Linked DNA regions of Homo sapiens: region 2 is linked to region 1. A link is a loop called in an ENCODE intact Hi-C map of the cell type or tissue named here. Cell type or tissue: GM12878. All regions are shown on one strand.

Region 1 (5,000 bases):
AGACCAGCCTGGCCAACATGGTGAAACCCCATCTCTACTAAAAATACAAAAAAAAAAAAAAAATTAGCCGGGCATGGCGGCGCACCCCTGTAGTCCCAGTGACTCGGAAGGCTAGGGCAGAAGAATTGCTCGAACCCGGGAGGTGGAGGTTGCAGTGAGCCAAGATCGCGTCACTGCACTCCTGGGCAACAGAGCGAGACTCTGTCACAAAAAAGAAAAAAGTCACAGAAATATAAATCTTGATCAGAGCTGTTCATTACACCTGTCTGGTACTGATCTGGAAATCATGAACATCCAGATATTCACCTAACAACCAAGGAAAGAAACATTCACTATAATTTCTTGAATGATTTAATCTTAATAAAATAGATTACTGTTTTTCACCAAGGCTCATTTTTACTTGGGAAATAGAAGTGCAATTAAAACTTGACTTTTCTATAGGCATTTCTGCCTTGGAATTTTGAAAATAACCTCTTGATTTTAAGAACCAAGCTCAAGCACTCACTGGGAACATGATATACATGGTCTTAATGTTCTTTGAACTTTCTTTTTTTTTTTTTTTTTTTTGAGATGGAGCCTCACTCTGTTGCCAGGTTGGAGTGCAGTGGTGCGATCTCGGCTCACTGCAACCTCCACTTCCTGGGTTCAAGCAATTCTCCTGCCTCAGTCTCCCGAGTAGCTGGGACTACAGATAAGCGCCACCACACCCGGCTAATTTTTGTATTTTTAGTAGAGACGGGGTTTCCCCACGTTGGCCAGGATGGTCTCGATCTCCTGATTTTGTGATCCACCCGCCTCGGCCTCCCAAAGTGCTGGGATTACAGGCATGAGCCACTTAGCACCGGCCTTGTTCTCTGAACTTTTGTTCAAACTCCTCTATCCCTCAAAAACGAAAAAAGGGCTGAACACAATCCTGCCTGTAGCACTTTGGGAGGCTGAGTGGGGGTGGATCACCTGAGGTCAGGAGTTCAAGACCAGCCTGGCCAATATGGTGAAAGGTCATCTCTATCTTAAAATTAAAAAAGATGGCCAGACGTGGTGACTCACGCCTGTAATCCCAGCACTTTGGGAGGGTGAGGTGGGTGGATCACTTGAGGTCAGGAGTTTAAGACCAGCCTGGGCAACATGGTGAAACCCTGTCTCTACTAAAAATTAAAAACTTAGCTGGGCATGGTGGCGCATGCCTGTAGTCCCAGCTTCTTGGGAGGCTGAGGCACAAGGATCGCTTGAAGCCGGGAGGCGGGGGCTGCAGTCAGCCGAGATCGTGCCACTGCACTCCAGCCTGGGTGACAGAGCGAGACCCTTTCTCAAAAAAAAAAAAAAAAAAAAAAAACACAACAACAATAAAGGAAAAGAAAAGAAAAAGTCACAATGCTAAGTGATTGAGAGTTTACCTGCACTCTCTAAATATTGGTATCTGGTGGATGCTTCAGGTACCCCCAAGAAATTTGCTTGTTCTGACTGCTAGCTGCGAAGCATTTGACAAACCCTAGACACAGGTATTTGTCTTCTCCTGTCATCCTGTATGTCAGGCAGCAGTAGCCATTGCATTTCAGAGGAGTAGCACACCCCAGGATGACTCTTGTGGTCCTCTGATTTTGGGAAGTCAGACATTTGGTTTGAGTCCTTGACATTCATGGACGTAAGCAAAATTATAAAGGTTGTCAGAAACACCTAGGTTCAAATCACAGCTCCACTGCTTACTACTCGTGTAACCTTAGATGTGTTATTGAACCTCTCTGAGCCTCCATTTTTCTAATCTGGAAGATCAAGATAATATCCACCCCACAAAGTTATCATAGAACTTAAAAGAGAAAATAAATATAAAACGAAACATGAGCACTGTGACTGATGCAGAGTAATAAATGATTCTGGCCACTACTCCACCTGCTCCTAAGATCCTAGTTGATTTCAGTGGTATGGACAATTGGAAACAGACTGCCTGGTTTCAAATCCTGGCTCTGCTAGTATAGCTGAGTGGCTTTTCTCAGCATAGAATGGGTATAATAACGACAACTTGCCTTACAGGTTGCTGTGAAGATGAAACGAAGTACTACACATAAAGTCTTTATGATGGTGCCTGGCATACAGTAAGTGTTACAAAAGCGTTTGCTTCTATTTTTATTAGATCAAAGGTTAGGTCTGAGAAGACAGTGTCTCATTATTTAGATTGTGCAGTGGAGCATGCTATGACTATTGGCATCTCTCCCTTCACCAGTCAAACCTTCCCAAATACCCACTTCCGCCACTCAGTCAGTAACTCAGTAATGTATTTTTATGAGTCATAGAGTTTCAGGTTTCCTCAGCACTTGAATTACATTATGGCAACATATTAAGTCACTGCAGGTTCCGGTCTGGGGCAAGGTGGTATCATAAATAATAATGGATTTCTTTTCCCGCCCTCCCTCCATTCTTTCTGAGATGGAGTCTTGCTCTATCACCCAGGCTGGAGTGCAGTGGAGTGATCTCGGTTCACTGCAACCTCCACCACCCAGGTTCAAGTGATTCTCCTGCCTCAGCCTCCCAAGTAGCTGGGATCATAGGCACATGCCACCATGTCTGGCTAATTTTTTTGTATTTTTAGTAGAGATGGGGTTTCACCATGTTGGCCAGGCTGGTCTCAAACTCCTGACCTCAGGTGATCCACCCGCCTTGGCCTCCCAAAGTGCTTGATTACAGGCGTAAGCTACTGCACCCAGCCCATAACAATGGACTTAAAAGCAAAAGACTTCGATTTGCATCCTGGCTGTGTCAAATATGTATCCGTAAGACAGCAACTCCATTTTTCTGTAATTTAGTTTCCTAATTTTTAGAAGGAGATTACACCTACCTCATAGGTTTGTTAGAACCTTTAAGTGACACCTACAAATTTCCTAATAACCTATAAAGCACTAGTTGTTCTTAAAAACAATTTGAAATAGCCACTTAAAAAATGATCAGCAAAGCACTTTCACCATTGTTATTCTATTCAGAAGAACATTTTAATCTCTGTGCTTCTAGCATACTGTTGCCTCTGCTCTCAGCCACTTCCTTGCATGGTAAATCAAGAGTAAAACTGCACGGTATTGGGAAAGAAGAAAAAGAAGAACAAAAAGTCAGTAGCTAACCTAAGTGCAAAAAGTGTTGGCAATATCTTTCCCTGTTATACTCACAAAAATCTATGTTTATGTATTCTTAAAAATAGGCCGGCACAGTGACTCACACCTGTAATCTCAGCACTTTGGGAAGCTAAGGTGGGAAGATTGCATGAGCTCAGGAGTTCAAGATCAGCCTGGGGAACATATGGAGACCCCATCTCTAAAAAAAAAATTTTTTTTTTTGAGACAGAATCTCTCTCTGTCACCTAGGCTGGAGTGCAGTGGTGGGATCTTCGCTCACTGCAACCTCCGCCTCCTGGGTTCAAGCAATTCTCCTGCCTCAGCCTCCTGAGTAGCTGGGACTACAGGTGCCTGCCACCATACTTGGCTAATTTTTGTATTGTTAGTAGAGATGGGGTTTAATCATGTTCATGTTAGCTAGGCTGGTCTCAAACTCCTGACCTCAAGTGATCTGCCCAGCTCAGCCTCCCGAAGTCCTGGTATTACAGGGGTGAGCTACCACACCTGGCATACAAAAAAATATTTTTAAAGTTAGCCGGGTATGGTAGTGCATGCCTGTGGTCCCAGCTACTCAAGAGGCTGAGGTGGGAGAACTGCTTGGGCCATGGAGGTGGAGGCTGCAGTGAGCCGTGATTGTGCCACTGCATTCCAGCCTGGGTGACAGAGTGAGATGCTGTCTCAAAAAAAACCAAAAACCAAAATTTTCCTGACATTCCCTAGCAAGCAGACTCAGAATGAGAAAAAAAAAAAAAAAAAGAAGAAGAAAAAATTTACCTGGCTGAGAGAATGAAGGAACGTTCTACACTTTCAATCTTTAATTCATTCTGATAGGCTTCTTGGGTAGGTTTTCTGACCTGGAAGAAAGCACAACAATTTGAGCCGACTCATCCTACTGAAAACCATATCAATGAGCTGAAGTTGTCCAATGGCCCTGGCTGCTTACATCCACAACCAATCTTCCTATCCAGCTTTCTCTACTGCTGTTCTCCTTCATCTACTCTATGCTTCAGATGAATTGAAAAGCCCACACACCAGCCCACCTTTCCCACCTCCAGGACTTTGCTCACAGTATGCCCTCCACCTGGAATGCCTTTCCCTTACATCTCAGCATGGCCAAATGTGACCTATACTTTAAGGTCCACTGGCTCTTCCTCCTCTTTCTCCTTCTTTCCTAGCTGCTCTCAAAAGCTACAGGCCAGTCCCCACCATGACCATCAAACACTGCAAGTTCTTTATTTTCTGAATTCCCAAAACTGTAATTGTGCCTTTATAGTGATATTTATTACTGTCTACTTTATAGGTATTTACGTGTAGTGTACTGTCTTCCCAACTAGTTGCTAAGTCCCTGGGGGAGGAAAGACAATAAGAATCATGCTTCAACTTATCTTCATATCTTCCACCAAACCCATTACTGTTTTGTTTATAGTAGTTCTCAATAAATATCCTATGAATACATTAATGCATGAGTGAACAAATGACTACATGAATGAATAATCAAATGCATAAACAGGCAGGGCGCAGTGGCTCACGCCTGTAATCTCAGCACTTTGGGATGCGACGGTGGGTGGATCACTTGAGGTCAGGACTTTGAGACCAGCCTGGCCGACATAGTGAAACCCCGTCTCTGTGAAAAATACAAAAATTAGCTGAGCCTGTAGTCCCATCTACTCAAGAGGCTGAGTCAGGAGAATCTCTCAAACTCGGGAGGCAGAGGTTGCAGTGAGCTGAGATCGCACCACTGCACTCTAGCCTGGGTAACAGAGTGAGACTCTGTCACAAAAAAACAAAACAAAACAAAACAAATGCATAAACAGTAACATATATAGACAGAAAAGTAAAGGATATAAGAAAGATGTTTATCTTAGGGAATTTTCTCTAAAATATATATTTGTTGTTGTTATT
Region 2 (5,000 bases), 600 kb after region 1:
GTATAACAACTATTTACACAGCATTTACATTGTATTAGGTATTATAAGTAACCTAGAGATGATTTACAGTATACAGGGGGGTGTGCATAGGTTATATGAAAATACTAAGCCATTTCATATAAGGGACTTGAGCATCCATGAATTTTGGTATCCTCGGGGATCCTGGAACCAATCCCTCGAGGATACTGTGGATGGAGGAACAGGGACAACTGTAATCAATTTAAGTCTCAGTGTCTTCATTTGTAAAATAGAAAATATAGCACATAAAGCTATAACTTAGCACATAAACATTGCTAAATTACCTACCACGAGGTCTGGTCCATGACAGCCATTCACCAAATGCTCATTCTCTTCTTTATGCACCTTCTAATTTTGTCCAGACCTTCTGAAGATTTTGATATTTTCTAATTGTTTGCTTGATTATTACATGTCCTCATCAAAAGTAGAATGGTATACTATTTATTTATTCAGTGAATTACTGCATTCCACTTTCTTCTTGGAAGACATTTTAGAGAATTTCATGACCTTGTCCACTTCTCTTCCCAAATGTGACTGATTTTTATTATCCATCAATTTGTAAAGTTTTGGCTGGGTGTAGTGGCTCCAGCCTGTAATCCCAGCACTTTAGGAGGCCAAGGTGGGAGGATCACTTGAGCTCAGGAGTTCAAGACCAGCCTGGGGAACATAGTGAGACCCTGTCTATACTAAAAATAAAAAATTAAAAAATTAGCTGGGCATGATGGCACATGCCTGTAGTCCCAGCTACTCAGAAGGCTGAGGCAGGAGAATTGCTTGAGCCCAGGAGTTTGAGGCTGCAATGAGCCATGTTCATGACACTGCACTCCAGCCTGTGCGATAGAGTGAGACTCTGCCTCAAAAAAAAAATAAAATAAAAAATAATCGTAGCTTCTCTTTTTTTGATGAATTTCAATATGTGTTATTTAATCTTTTTAAAGGATTGCCTTAGTATGATTATTATGTTATGACATATCTATTTTCTCTATTTCTCTCACTTCTTAAACTCTGGTTTTACTTCTTGGATTAAAAAAAAAAAAAAAAGCTGAGATTAAAGTTTCCCAACTATTACTGCCAAGTTACTGTTCTATTTAAAGTGTGGTTTCCACAAACAGTTACTTCATATTGATTCTATGCTGGAATCATTCACAGTTGCTTTCAATATAAAACAAGGATGTCTATGTTGTTTATATGGTATAAAATGAACTCACGTGACTTTGCCAAACCTACAATTTGAAAGAAAAAGCCCACAAGTTACTATTTGAAGAGACCTCAATAACCTTTGGGAAGGAATGGACTGGTTCACAGGCACGAGAATAAACAAATGAAAGGTGCTTATGTTTTCTTACATGTGTAATTGTGGTAAGGTATTCTGGATTTAATTAGTGTAAAAATTGTACTTGAAAGATAGACTGAAATGGAAGCATCACTATACAGGAGGTAAAATGAAATAACTGTTTAAGAGAGATCAGTGCAAACGGAAATGCAGAGACTCTTCCTGAGAGCATCATGAGAAGGGGCTATTTGAGTAGAATGTGAAGAATGGCAATAGAGACTGAGGCAAGAGAGTCATCCACCCAAAGCACCTGCATCTCCAACAGCTGAGTAGTTTTCACCTAAGCCAGAAAGAAGGAAAAAAAAAAAAAGATCTGGATGATATAACCCTTTCTTTACAAAGATAGCTGGTTCATTTGGGTAGGTAGCCATGAAACCAGATGCTATCTTGGTAAATGCTTGGTTTGGGTTTTAGGGCAGAGAGACCAAGTTTATTTTTATTCACTCTGTGCTAAAGGGCAATTGACTACATTTATTTTGGCCCATCAGGGAGGAAGGAAGGGCATGCCAATCTTTCAAGAGGTTGTTTACTTTGACAGAGAATGAATTCTGCTTTCTTTTCCATTTTCTGATTTTCCTTTTAATATGGAGAAAGACTATGTAATAGTTTAAAATATGTGTCTTGGCATAAAAGTCAATAAATTTATTGTAAAGGAATTAACTGGTTGTTTCCTAAAAGGAGTTAATTCTGTTCTACAGGCATTTCTTTAAACACCTGTTTCAAACAGTGTATTCTTCTAAAGTGAGGATTTTTTTTTTTTTTTTTTTTTTTTTTTTTTTTTTTACTTAGGGTCTCAGTCTGCCACCCTGGTTGTGTAGTGCAGTGGTGTGATCATGGCTCACTGCAGCCTCAAACTCCTGGGCACAAGTGGTCCTCCTGCCTGAGCCTCCTGAGTTGCTGGGACTACAAGTGCATACCATCATGCTCAGCTAATTAATTTTTTTTTAAAGAGAGCTTATGCTAGAGACAAGACTGCTATAAGCAGTGGTTTTCAAATGCTGAGCCAAGAGGCCAAAAGGCTGAATCAGAGTCACCAACGATGCTTTTTAAAGGAATGCAGATTTCTGTCCGGACGCCCTGTTGGAGATTCTGATTCAGTGTATTCTGGGCAGGACTCTAAGATTGCACATTTTGAGTAAGTGCTCCCTGGTGATTCTGACCCACAGCCAGGTTTGGGAACCAATGACTTGAGGTGAGAGAAGTGGGGCTGTGAAAGTGGAGGCAAGACCTTGTCCAAACCGTTCTACTTTTGACTCAGAGTCTGAGTCTGACTTCCTGATGAAAAATGACCTGAGAGTTTGAAACTGGCCGTGGTGAGAATGTTTCAACCACAGAAATTGCTAAATGGTGTGAATCAGGTCAGGGTTCCCTCCCACCACGAACCCTGCCGCAAAAGCCAGTACACAATTATCTAGGAAGGTTATTCTCTTTTTTCTTTCTTTCTTTTTCTTTTCTTCCCTTTCTTTTTTCTTTCTTTCTTTCTTTTTTTTTTTTTTTTTGAGACAGAGTCTCCCTCTGTTGCCCAGGTTGGAGTGCAGTGGTGCAATCTTGGCTCATTGCAACTTCTGCCTCCTCGGTTCAAGTGATTCTCCTGCCTCAGCCTCCCAAGTAGCTGGGACTACAGGCGCCCTCCACCATTCCCAACTAATTTTTGTATTTTTAGTAGAGACAGGGTTTCACCATGTTGGCTAGGCTGGTCTTGAACTCCTGACCTCAGGTGATCTGCCCACTTGGCCTCCCAAAGTGCTGAGATTACAGGTGTGAGCCACCACCCCTGCTGTCACATTTTAAAAATATGCCTGCTATAGAAAAATCTACCTGTGTTATAGGTTACCAAAGTCACATAGGTGACTTTAAAGGTTTCAAGTGAGTTACTCTAAAAGAGACTATCCACTTTTTGAACAGAGAGATGAGATTCCTCAAAGTACCTCAGTACACAGTGAGAATTACATTCCCCTTTTTCCTTCTGTGCCTGAGCAACGAGTCACTTTGAGCCTCCATTTCTGTTCTCAGCCCTAGGTTCAGCTGGAGAGATTCATGTTTTCCCTTGTGTTTACAGACCTTAAATGCACTGTCCTTTCAAAAATTTTTTTTTCCTAAGCTGTAGAAATAAATTCAGTTTCAGTGATCTCCCCAGTCTTAAAAAAACAAACAACATCCCTGGAATCCTCAGAAGTGATTTCTTGGCATGGTAATGTGTAGTTGATTGTGCTGGGTCCAACAGTAGACTCTGATTAAGGTTGAAATAAAGAGGAAGTGAGAACAGGGATGATTTAATTGCTCACAAGAAATAAATCTATTGGCTAGAAGATTTGGTTCAGGGCCTCGTTTCTTCAGGTTTGATGAATTTATAACCATTAAGTAAAAATGTACACATAAAACCATAGCATTTAGCATGGTGCTTCTCAGGAGAGTGGGAGGAAAAATCTCCTAGAACATTCGTGGAACCAGTAAGTCCTTGGCTTAACCTGGCAGGAAACTAGCTACCTAACTGCAAACAAAACCCCAAGATTAATGCCATCAATATTTGTTGAATGAATCAACATGCCCAGGTACGTATTTTATTACATGTATCATAGATGCTGTGAGGAAGAACATCATCAATTTGTTTCATTTTCTAGATCAACTCATTAAAAATGACTGAGATTAGAAAGCTGGACAAACTGGCTGGGCGCGGTGGCTCACGCATGAAATCTCAGCACTTTGGGAGGCCGAGGAAGGTGAATCACTTGAGGTCAGGAGTTCGAGACCAGCCTGGCCAACATAGGGAAACCCCGTCTCTACTAAAAATACAAAAATTAGCTGGGTGTGGTGACGAGCACCTGTAATCCCAGCTGCTCGGGTGGCTGAGGCAGGAGAATCATTTGAACCTAAGAGGCAGAGGTTGTAGTGAGCCAAGATTGCGCCATTGCACTCCAGCCTGGGCAACAGGGAGAGACTCCGTCTCAAAAGAACAAAAAAAAAACAAAAAAAAAGAAAAAAAAAAAAAGAAATCAGGACAAACTGTATTTCAGCAATTTTACAGGAAAAAACAGAAACAGCCATCTAAGAAGTAGGGAGGGATCTTTTCAAGGAAGTCTTCCCTAAATTGTCCTCACTCACCCCCACACTCTCCCTAAGGCACTTGCTGTATCTTTTTCATTGCACTTTCCTCTTGTAAAATGGGTGGTAATAATGTTACCTACATTGAAGTGCTTTAGTGAAAGTTAAAAAAGTGAAAACATACACAGCCCTTTGAATAGTGACCAGAAAATAGTATGCACTCAATATACGTCAGCAATTACTATGATATTGTCATCATCATCACCACCACAGAGTACTGAAATGATCTATTATTATACATTTCTCCTCATCTAGAATGTAACATCTCTTAGGGAAGATCTTCTGATTTTCACAGACTTAATGTTGGCACAGGGGAAGCACTCAATAAATGTTTTCTGAACTAAACTGAGCTACAACTTATGTGCTTCTAGTAAATTTATCTCAACTGTTGCTTCAGGTTTTCAATGGTTTTTTTTTTTTTTGGTTTTTTTTTTTTTTGAGACATAGTCTTGCTCTGGAGGCTCCCAGGCTGGAGTGCAATGGCGCAATCTTGGCTCACTGCAACCTCTGCCTCCCAGGTGCGAGCGATTCTCCTGCCTCAGCCTCC

What was found. A loop is a pair of places that touch in the nucleus more often than their neighbours do. Peaks named below come from ENCODE experiments on the same cell type or tissue, not always from the same donor. Only the 100,000 strongest peaks of a DNase experiment are listed, where the experiment ranks them.
Region 2: a loop joins it to region 1, with 6 times the contacts of the local background. A loop is called at or near these places in 1 of 110 quality-filtered maps.

What each region holds. Positions count from the first base shown.
Region 1 is chr12:95,101,135-95,106,134 of GRCh38, forward strand. It overlaps FGD6 (FYVE, RhoGEF and PH domain containing 6), which reads right to left. Exons shown (of 21, transcript NM_018351.4): 14 at 3,873-3,952. Among named protein-coding and RNA genes, the nearest start is that of NR2C1, 30 kb to the left of the region's middle. In GM12878, no CTCF peak of the experiment used is centred here; a DNase peak (open chromatin) is centred at 2,217.
Region 2 is chr12:95,697,982-95,702,981 of GRCh38, forward strand. The region is part of intron 5 of NTN4 (netrin 4); the gene reads right to left. Among named protein-coding and RNA genes, the nearest start is that of NTN4, 90 kb to the right of the region's middle. RefSeq lists enhancers at 2,341-2,410, 2,461-2,510. In GM12878, no CTCF peak of the experiment used is centred here; a DNase peak (open chromatin) is centred at 2,590.